Regions from separate parts of the Homo sapiens genome. Here regions 1 and 2 are each linked to region 3. Evidence: chromatin contacts called from ENCODE Hi-C data. All regions are on one chromosome and are shown on one strand. The core of a region is the stretch at or near the end of the contact, and the rest is flanking DNA. Distances in the headings are between cores, read along the strand shown.

Evidence for each region. A loop is a pair of places that touch in the nucleus more often than their neighbours do. Pooled maps may share reads with other maps.
Region 1: a loop to region 3 is called in a pooled map, with 3 times the contacts of the local background. The contact joins two enhancer-like sites. A Hi-C loop is called at or near these places in 5 of 50 pooled maps.
Region 2: a loop to region 3 is called in a map of dorsolateral prefrontal cortex, with 13 times the contacts of the local background. The contact joins the promoter of CTNND2 here to the enhancer-like site in region 3. A Hi-C loop is called at or near these places in 3 of 168 maps with a recorded cell type or tissue (dorsolateral prefrontal cortex and posterior cingulate gyrus) and 4 of 50 pooled maps.

Annotation. Positions count from the first base shown.
Region 1 is chr5:10,693,970-10,696,669 of GRCh38, reverse strand. The region is part of intron 2 of DAP (death associated protein); the gene reads left to right. Among named protein-coding and RNA genes, the nearest start is that of DAP-DT, 66 kb to the left of the region's middle. RefSeq lists a silencer at 1,323-1,382. Within about 2 kb of position 1,394, at least 4 of the 41 ENCODE cell types and tissues checked have a DNase peak (open chromatin) inside an H3K27ac peak, as active enhancers do.
Region 2 is chr5:11,903,192-11,905,891 of GRCh38, reverse strand. CTNND2 (catenin delta 2) reads left to right here and starts at 1,446. Exons shown (of 22, transcript NM_001332.4): 1 at 1,446-2,075. The coding sequence starts at 2,039.
Region 3 is chr5:11,383,226-11,385,925 of GRCh38, reverse strand. CTNND2 (catenin delta 2) reads left to right here. Exons shown (of 22, transcript NM_001332.4): 7 at 697-1,261. Among named protein-coding and RNA genes, the nearest start is that of CTNND2, 520 kb to the left of the region's middle. RefSeq lists an enhancer at 1-244. Within about 2 kb of position 1,270, at least 5 of the 41 ENCODE cell types and tissues checked have a DNase peak (open chromatin) inside an H3K27ac peak, as active enhancers do; they include dorsolateral prefrontal cortex, where a contact is called at or near this core.

The sequences.
Region 1 (2,700 bases), core at 145-2,644, 690 kb after region 3:
TTTACATAGGAAACTAATTCATTACTTATTGCCACTAAACATGAGCTTGTCAGTGGAGGCCTATTCCAAGCACAGTGAATACATTATTTTCTTTAAACTCCCTATTCTACAAAGTAGGAATCATTCCCATCTTACAGATGGACACTGAGGCTTTGAGAGGCTGCTCATCTGAACTGAGATTCAACCCCAGAACCATCTATTTCCTAAGCCCAAGCCCTCAAACGTGCCATGACACTGCTTTTGTCTGTGGTTCTGAATCGCCTATGACTCCTGTGGAGATGGCAGCAGAATGTCTGGGATTTCTACACCAGGCTGAAGCCTCCCCCCCGCCACACCCCCTATTCCCTGGCTCACTTTCAGGAAGTGGTGCCTGGGCTGTGCCCCTCAGATGTGGTCGCTTCTGTATATGTGATGAATTTTGAGACTCTCAGTGGCCCAGGACCATCACTACGTATTAAATCCATAAGATGTGAGAAGGGTAATTAACACTTCCTGTTGTTATTTCCCCTTCTTTGCATCCAGGGAAAGGGGTACAATAGGGAAGAGCAGGAGGAGGGGGAGGGAAGATCCACACGCCAGAAACTGAAGTGGTCTGGAATGGGAAGAGTGCTGGGCACACAGGAGCTTTCTGGAGCTGTGTCTAGAGGGAAAATGAAGGTTCCCTCCTGTTTAAACCAGACTCCCAGTCTGTGGCTTTCACACTACATGCAGAGTGTGGAACACGTCATCTACTGATGAGCCCTATTCACCCAACACACTCAGAACTTGGGGGTTTAGCCTTTCCTAACTAAAAAAAAAAAAAAATCTCTGTGAAGTTTTGACATCTGGATCAACAATTAGCCAAATATCTGTGGGTGGAATGCTACCTGGAGAGAAATATTTCAGAACCCCCAAATGAGAGCATCCTTCCCACACAGACCCAGACCTGGCCCAGACCCAGAAGAACAGGTTGAGATGAAGTTTTGTCCTGAAATCACAGTGTCCTGGAAGCAGTAGTTCTGAGGAAGGGGCAGATTGCCGTCCCAGCCTCTTCACTGAAGGATTTGAAGGCTGATTCCAGTTGTATGAAAACAGCATCTCACTGCAAAGAAGGTGCTGTTAGACCAATGTGAACATGAGCTCAAGCATTCTCACCTAGAAAAGCACCTCTGGTTGTGCCCTTTTGAAAAATGTTATAAATTTCTTATGCCAAATTTAGAAGGAATTAGGTTCCAGATTATTTTCTCTCGGGTTTAGAATTGTGTTTACGACACTGAAGTTGAGTTTTATATGCCTTTGGTCAGACTCGTGACAATTAGCCACTCCTGGGGAGAAGGGGCACCCTCGTGCCCAGGTGCCAGCAGCCCTCGCCCGCAGTGCCTGGCCGGCTTCCATTTCTCCTTGAGGTGGCTGAGCTGGCCGGAGCGTTCGCGGGCTGAGAGGACCAGCAGTGCCATCTTGTGGAAATGTTGTCAGTGCTGAAGCCAGGCTGAAGGAGGGAGACAGCCTCGACTGTCACACTCTGAAGAATGATGTTATCCAGAAATGTCTGGGTGCAATCGAGTGAGACGTTTCCCTCTGCTCACCAGCCATGCTAATTATTATTTTGCTGTCCAGAAAATTAATAGCCCAAATAAATTAAGACCAAGCCAAGAAGGTATTTCAAGAACTAAAAATGGCAGGAACGGATTTGTTTTCCATCGACTTACTGGGAAATGTTTAAAAAGTCACCCCAGCTGGGAATATATTTTCTGTAAACTCTGGAAGCACAAAGCTATGGATTCTGAGCAGAGTCAAAACAAGAGTTTTGGAATTTGCTTCTAGGCTGCCCTGCAGGCTCTGTGCTTTCCTGAGGAGACTGCTTTTCCCGGTCAATGAGCGCATGTGCTGGGCCACAACCTATGTCACCCCCTTCATCAGTGCATGAGAAGAGCCCCCAGCCCCATTCACTTTGTATGGGCAGAAGCTGATCGAGGGTACCCTGTCCTCCCACTGCAGTGCTCTAGTGTCGTGTCCTCTCTGTTACACAAGTGCTAAGCACACACTGTGACTACCTTTCATCAGCACACAGTGGGTGAGGCCCAAGGGCCTCTTCTTCTGCACTGACAGAGGGTTTGATTTGAGGTGCGGCCCAGTTCTCAAGGTCATTACCCTGGAAAAGCAGTCTCTTTGCCCACCCTCCTCAGGAAAGCACAGAGCCCGCCAGGCAGCCTAGAAGCAAATTTGGAAACTGTGTTTCGACCCTGTTTAGAATCTGTTGCTTTCTGCTGTGTGTATGTGCGTGTGTGTGTGTGTGTGTGTGTATGCACATATATAGAGTCACCTAAGAAGGTAGGGTCTGTTGCTGTCCAGTTTTATAGACAAGGAAACTAAGCCTCAGAAAAGTCAACCACCAGCTCACCAGCTTGTCCCTGGCAGAGTCAGGATTTGAACCCGGATCATCCAACACTCTAGCCCACACTCATGGTGTCCATTTGCCACGGTCCCTCCTTTGCGTGGTTCTGAATCGTCTCTGGCCCTGTCGGCTGCCTCGAATCTGTTAAATGGTTTGAAGCCTCCCCTGCATTTTGTTCCCGAGACTGAGGAACAGAGTCGTCTGAGATGGTGGAGATCTCAGACGACCCGACTGAAGAGCACAGCCCTTGCGCTTCCTCCCGGGCTCCACCCCCAGGACCCCAAGCAAGGTTCCAGCCTCTCTGAGGCACCATTTCTTCCTCCGTA
Region 2 (2,700 bases), core at 197-2,696, 520 kb before region 3:
GGAATAAAAGCGAACATTTGTACTGTTGTCAATAGTCTGCTTAATCTGCTCCTCCTAGCAATTATTTGTTACCTATTTAACCTCTGTACCGCTTTTCTCCTTCACTCTTACTTCCATTTATATTTCAACTTACTCCCAAGTATAATAAAGAATAGACTTGAATATTCAAATCATTTAAGTTTGTTGGATAATCTCTTTCAACACAAAATAGAAGCACAATGTTACTGAGAATCGTAAGCACCAAATCCCTTTTATTACAATTTCCTGCATTCTGTCATGCTTATTTGTGTTTCAGAAACAAGCTCTGCGGGGGTGGGGGGGGTGGGGGGGGTGGAGGAGATCACAACCTCAGACAGTCTGCGGTGTTCAGGGTCATGCCCGTGGCATAATTAGGAGGAACATTCGACCTGGCCCCTGGGCAGGCTGTGCCCTGCTTGGCTTGGCTTGTGAATGCAGCAGACGTGAGCCCCGTCCTGACTGCTGCTGAATCAGAGGGACAGGGGCGAAGGCCCAGAGGCCTTCCTTGGCACATGTTTTGGGTTTCGTTTTTCAACAAGACTTTGAATACGGTGATTCCACTTGCTGTATTTCACAGCAGGCTACGCATGGGGAAGTCCCGATGGGGTCAAGGAGCAGTCAAGCCAGGAGGTGATATGGAAAACTGATTTGAACGTGAAGAAGGCAATGCGAGATGCACTGGAAGACTGTGGGGAAGGATCAGGGGAGTGGTTCACTTTGAAATAAGGAAGAAAAGGAGGAAGAGAAGGTGGCAGAGATGCAGCAGAAGATACCAAGAGAGGAGGACAAGGTGGCACAAGAAGGGGAGGAGAGAGAACTTAATCTGCTCAAGTTCCAGACTGGGCAAGGGTCTTTCTTGCAGGAAGTTTACAGACATTCCAGTTTCAAATCTGAAGTGATTTTGCCTAAGGAGAAACCCTCACTACCCGCCAAAAACATGCCATCTGAACAGGGAAGGTGATGGCAAGATTGGGCAGGTGCTGTGGAGAAGACCTCTGCTGGACTTCGTGCCTCCTTAGCTCTGGAATCACAGGATCTGCAAGAGCATCTACCTGCGCTCACCAGCACGTTCCGCCAGCCTCCCTCCCCCAACCCACCTGGCCACTCTAGGACCCCTCGCACCCTGGTCCTTTGTTGCAGGCTGACATCTGCCCCACCAGAGTCAACTGTCAGCGCCTTGCACGTGAATTAGGGAAGCGGAGTAACCTGGGGTTCCATCCCTTCCCGGGTCCCTTCCAGCTTTCGCCTAGCTCCGGAGCATCCACCCATCTCAGGTCCAGGGCGTGCGTTCCCAAGGATGCTCGGCCCTCTCCCAACCCGCGGCCTCCTCCCCTCTCTCCCGCGGCTGCCGCTGCTGCCGCGAAAACCAGGAGAAGTGGAACGCGCGCGGCGAAGCGCCGCTCTCGCGGCGGCACTGGGCATGCTCCGCACCCGGGGCCGGTTTCGGCGGCGGGGCGGACGCTCCCTCACTAGCCGGGCGCCCGGGCCGGCCGCCGAGGTTTAGGTGGAGGCTGAGGCTGCCGCGCGCCGCGGGAGGAGCCTCGCCCTCGGCGGCTGAGGCGGCGGCGGCACAGGTGGCGCGGGCCGCGCGCGGGGCGCAGCTCGGGAGCGCTCGGCGCCGGGCGCCGCGGCGGCCCCAGGCTCGCGCCCGCGGCGACAGCCGGCTGAGCGGAGCTGCGGGCGCGGCGGCTGCTCTCTCAGCCCGGCCGGCTGGCGGCGGCGCCCGGAGCCCCGAGGAGCCCGCAGGAGCCCGTGGAGCCCGCGGAGCCGGGCAGGGGGCGCTGCGCTCGCCGAGCTCGGAGGGGCCGCCGGGCCGGGCGCTGCGCACTCGCGTCGGGAGCCGCCTCTCGCCCGCGGCGCTCGCCCCTGCCGCCCGCCAGCATCCCTTGTCCCGCGGCCGCGCTCAGACAACAAAAGCGGAAGATGCTGCAGTTGGGCAAGGTCAGGACCTTGCCCTGAAGCCGGGCGGCGCCGCGCACGCCTCTTCCCGGACTGAGGAGCTGTCGCCGGCGGAGGGTGCATGTTTGCGAGGAAGCCGCCGGGCGCCGCGCCTTTGGGTGAGTTGCGGGGCTGGGCGGCCGGGGCCGGGCGCAGCCTCCTCCCGGCGCCGTCCTCCTCCTCTTGCCGCTGGTGGGGGTGGTCCTGGGCTCCCGGCCGGCAGGCGGCGGCGGCGGCTGCTGCGGGGTTTCTGCCTGCCTCGGGGAGGACCGCGATCGCGCCAGGTCCCCCTCGGAAGCCGCTGTGCCTGGAAGGGGGTCCGGGGTTAGTGCCTTTCTTGGAGCGGTTACCAAGTGGCTGCCCTGCGTGCTCCCCCTCCCTGCCACCCATCTCCCCGGGAGGAAGCGTATTTAGGGCAACACCGACAATGCTGCTCCCCGCCACCCTGAGAACATACTCGGTGCATTCATGACGTCCCTAATATACGGGAGGAGACGGGGTGGGGGTGGGGAGGACTTCCCTCCAGTCTTTTGCCCTTATGTTCAATGTCATTACGATGTTTGGCTAGAACAAAATGGAAAGACTTAGTCATATGCGTCCATGGCCGTGTCTTCAGGCTCCCGCGGCTTGCCAGACCCTGAGCCCCCTTGGTCTATATTTAGCGGCTTCCCAGCAAGCCTTTGCAGCCGGCTTCACAGGTTTCGGGGGCTTCTGCGTGCTGACAATAGACAGCCAGGCTCCAGA
Region 3 (2,700 bases), core at 21-2,520:
AGGGAGGCTTTTTTAGCATTCTCATTTCCAATTGCTCTAATTCCTCTAGATTTTTTTTTAATGCTGAAAAGACGAAGCGAATTCATTCTGACTTAGTATTTTTCCCTCCGTTTAACTTTTCATTGTCCAAAAAGAAGAATCCACGCGACAATAGCAACAGAATAAACTGTAAGAAGTATGTTTATTCTTGATGTTCTCCAGATAAGTATGTAACTCGGCCAATCTCAGAGGTAGAAAGTGTATCTAATGAAATGACCTGGGGCAAGGGTGGGGAGTGGGGGACAGAAAAAGATTTACTGCCCGAATTTCTCATTAAAACAAACAGATTGTGATTGCGACCAGGGAGATCATGATTGCCCTGTCGGGGTGGGGCTTTAAAAATCTTTATGTGACTAATGCGATGCTTCTGCTATTTCCGAAATAACATCTACATGTAAGCAAACACAGGTCTCATTTGTCAAACGTGACTTCCCTCCAGTAGTCAGCTGGCCTGTGCCAGTGTCAGGACAAGAAATCCGCCCCAGGAGAGTTCGGGGCGCAGGTTCGCGTACTGCCCCGAGCGCAGCTGGGATCGCAGAGCCGCCGGGCGCCCGCGGCATCCCCGGTGTGCCTCTGCTCTCGGGGCCGGGCTGGGCCGGGTGGGCCGTGTGCTTCTCCCTCGCTAAGTGCGCGTGTTCTCTCCTCTCCCGGGCACAGGGCACGACCAGCCGCGCCGGCCACCTGGCGGGGCCCGAGCCCGCGCCGCCGCCGCCGCCGCCGCCGCGGGAGCCGTTCGCGCCCAGCCTGGGCAGCGCCTTCCACCTGCCCGACGCGCCGCCCGCCGCCGCCGCCGCCGCGCTCTACTACTCCAGCTCCACGCTGCCCGCGCCGCCGCGCGGGGGCTCCCCGCTGGCCGCGCCCCAGGGCGGTTCGCCCACCAAGCTGCAGCGCGGCGGCTCGGCCCCCGAGGGCGCCACCTACGCCGCGCCGCGCGGCTCCTCGCCCAAGCAGTCGCCCAGCCGCCTGGCCAAGTCCTACAGCACCAGCTCGCCCATCAACATCGTCGTGTCCTCGGCCGGCCTGTCCCCGATCCGCGTGACCTCGCCCCCCACCGTGCAGTCCACCATCTCCTCCTCGCCCATCCACCAGCTGAGCTCCACCATCGGCACGTACGCCACCCTGTCGCCCACCAAGCGCCTGGTCCACGCGTCCGAGCAGTACAGCAAGCACTCGCAGGAGCTGTATGCCACGGCCACCCTCCAGAGGCCGGGCAGCCTGGCAGGTAAAGGCTCGCTGCCACCTGGCGCGACTCACCTGGGCGCGTGGCGGGGACGCGGAAGCAGCAGCCCGGCTTGAGCAGAAGCGAAGCCGGGCGCGCTGTCTGCCAGGTTGTAGTAGTTGCAGGAGACAGAGAACGCCAGGGCTTTCCTGGAACAAGTCAGTATCTTCCCTACAGTTTGTCAGTGACTTCTTTTCCGGAGTAATGTGGTGTCTCAATCTCTAACACCTATATCACTCTCTTCTCTCCTCTCTTCTCTCTCTGCCCTCTCCCCAGCCTAAAGACTAACTCATAAAAGTAAGACACATTTAGGAAAGCATCCCATAGACCTGTTGATGGTATCCAGAAAAAAAGCAAAACAAGTAACAGTTGCAGTATTGACAGGGTCACCTTTAGTTGTCTACATTTCATTGTGGAAAAAGTAAGGGATTTTCTCAAATTAGACGTTCAGCTTACATAGTTTTCAATAGTAGTGGGGAAATAATTAATAATGAATTGCCTTGAATTATTACCCTTTTGTTTTGGCTTGAATTTATTTACATCTTTGCTAAATTAGTTATTGGGAAAACTAAAGGACTCTCCCATACCTGTCATTGGATGTACTTGGGTCCTAACATTTGCGACAAAGTTAGCAATGATGAAGTCCCTTAAATTTGTACCTGCTTTATTACAGGGAGGGAGGGGCTGGGCTTGGGGAGAGAAACCTGCTTTCCTCTCCCAGTTTAGAGGAGGTGACATTTCTGTGGTCGTTATGCCCGTCAGCGACCAGGCTGCGCTGGTGCCTCTCTGCTGTTAGCACCATATGCTCAGCTTAAACAAGACACCATGATTGAAAGACTAATGTTTTGTCTTCTGAAACACCTGACAACTAACCCGGATTTATTGTGAATTTTTTTTCCCTTACAGAAGGATTTGGTAATTGTGTCACTCTAGTAACAGATGCTGTGCTCATATGCTTCCTTTCTTGACACAAATAGATGACTGTGAAGATAAATAGGATTTAAAAAAGGAGCTTGTTGCATGCATGAGGCAGGTGGCCAAGGGCTTCTTTAATTCAGCACAGTAATTGCCAGTGTGGACTGGCCTGGCCTAACAGGATGCAGGCTAGGGTGCCACTGCCCACAAAATTATGCTAGCTACGTTTACTGAAATGAAAATATTCTCTCACTCACTGCCTCTCTCTCAAATAGAATTTTTGAGGTAGACAATTATTAGTGCCAACCCAGTATGAGTACCTAAATCTTCATGCTGTAGGGACTCAGGAGTAGCGATCTGCTTAGAAAAGGGGGCGAGTGAACATGTACTGAAACTTCATGTAAATGCTTTTGTAAAATAAGTTACCAGATCATGTCAAGAAGGGGGAGATGGGTGGAGTTCTTACGAGACTCCATGACACCCTTCTCAGCCATGCGCACCACCACAGAGAAGAGGAGACTGAGGCG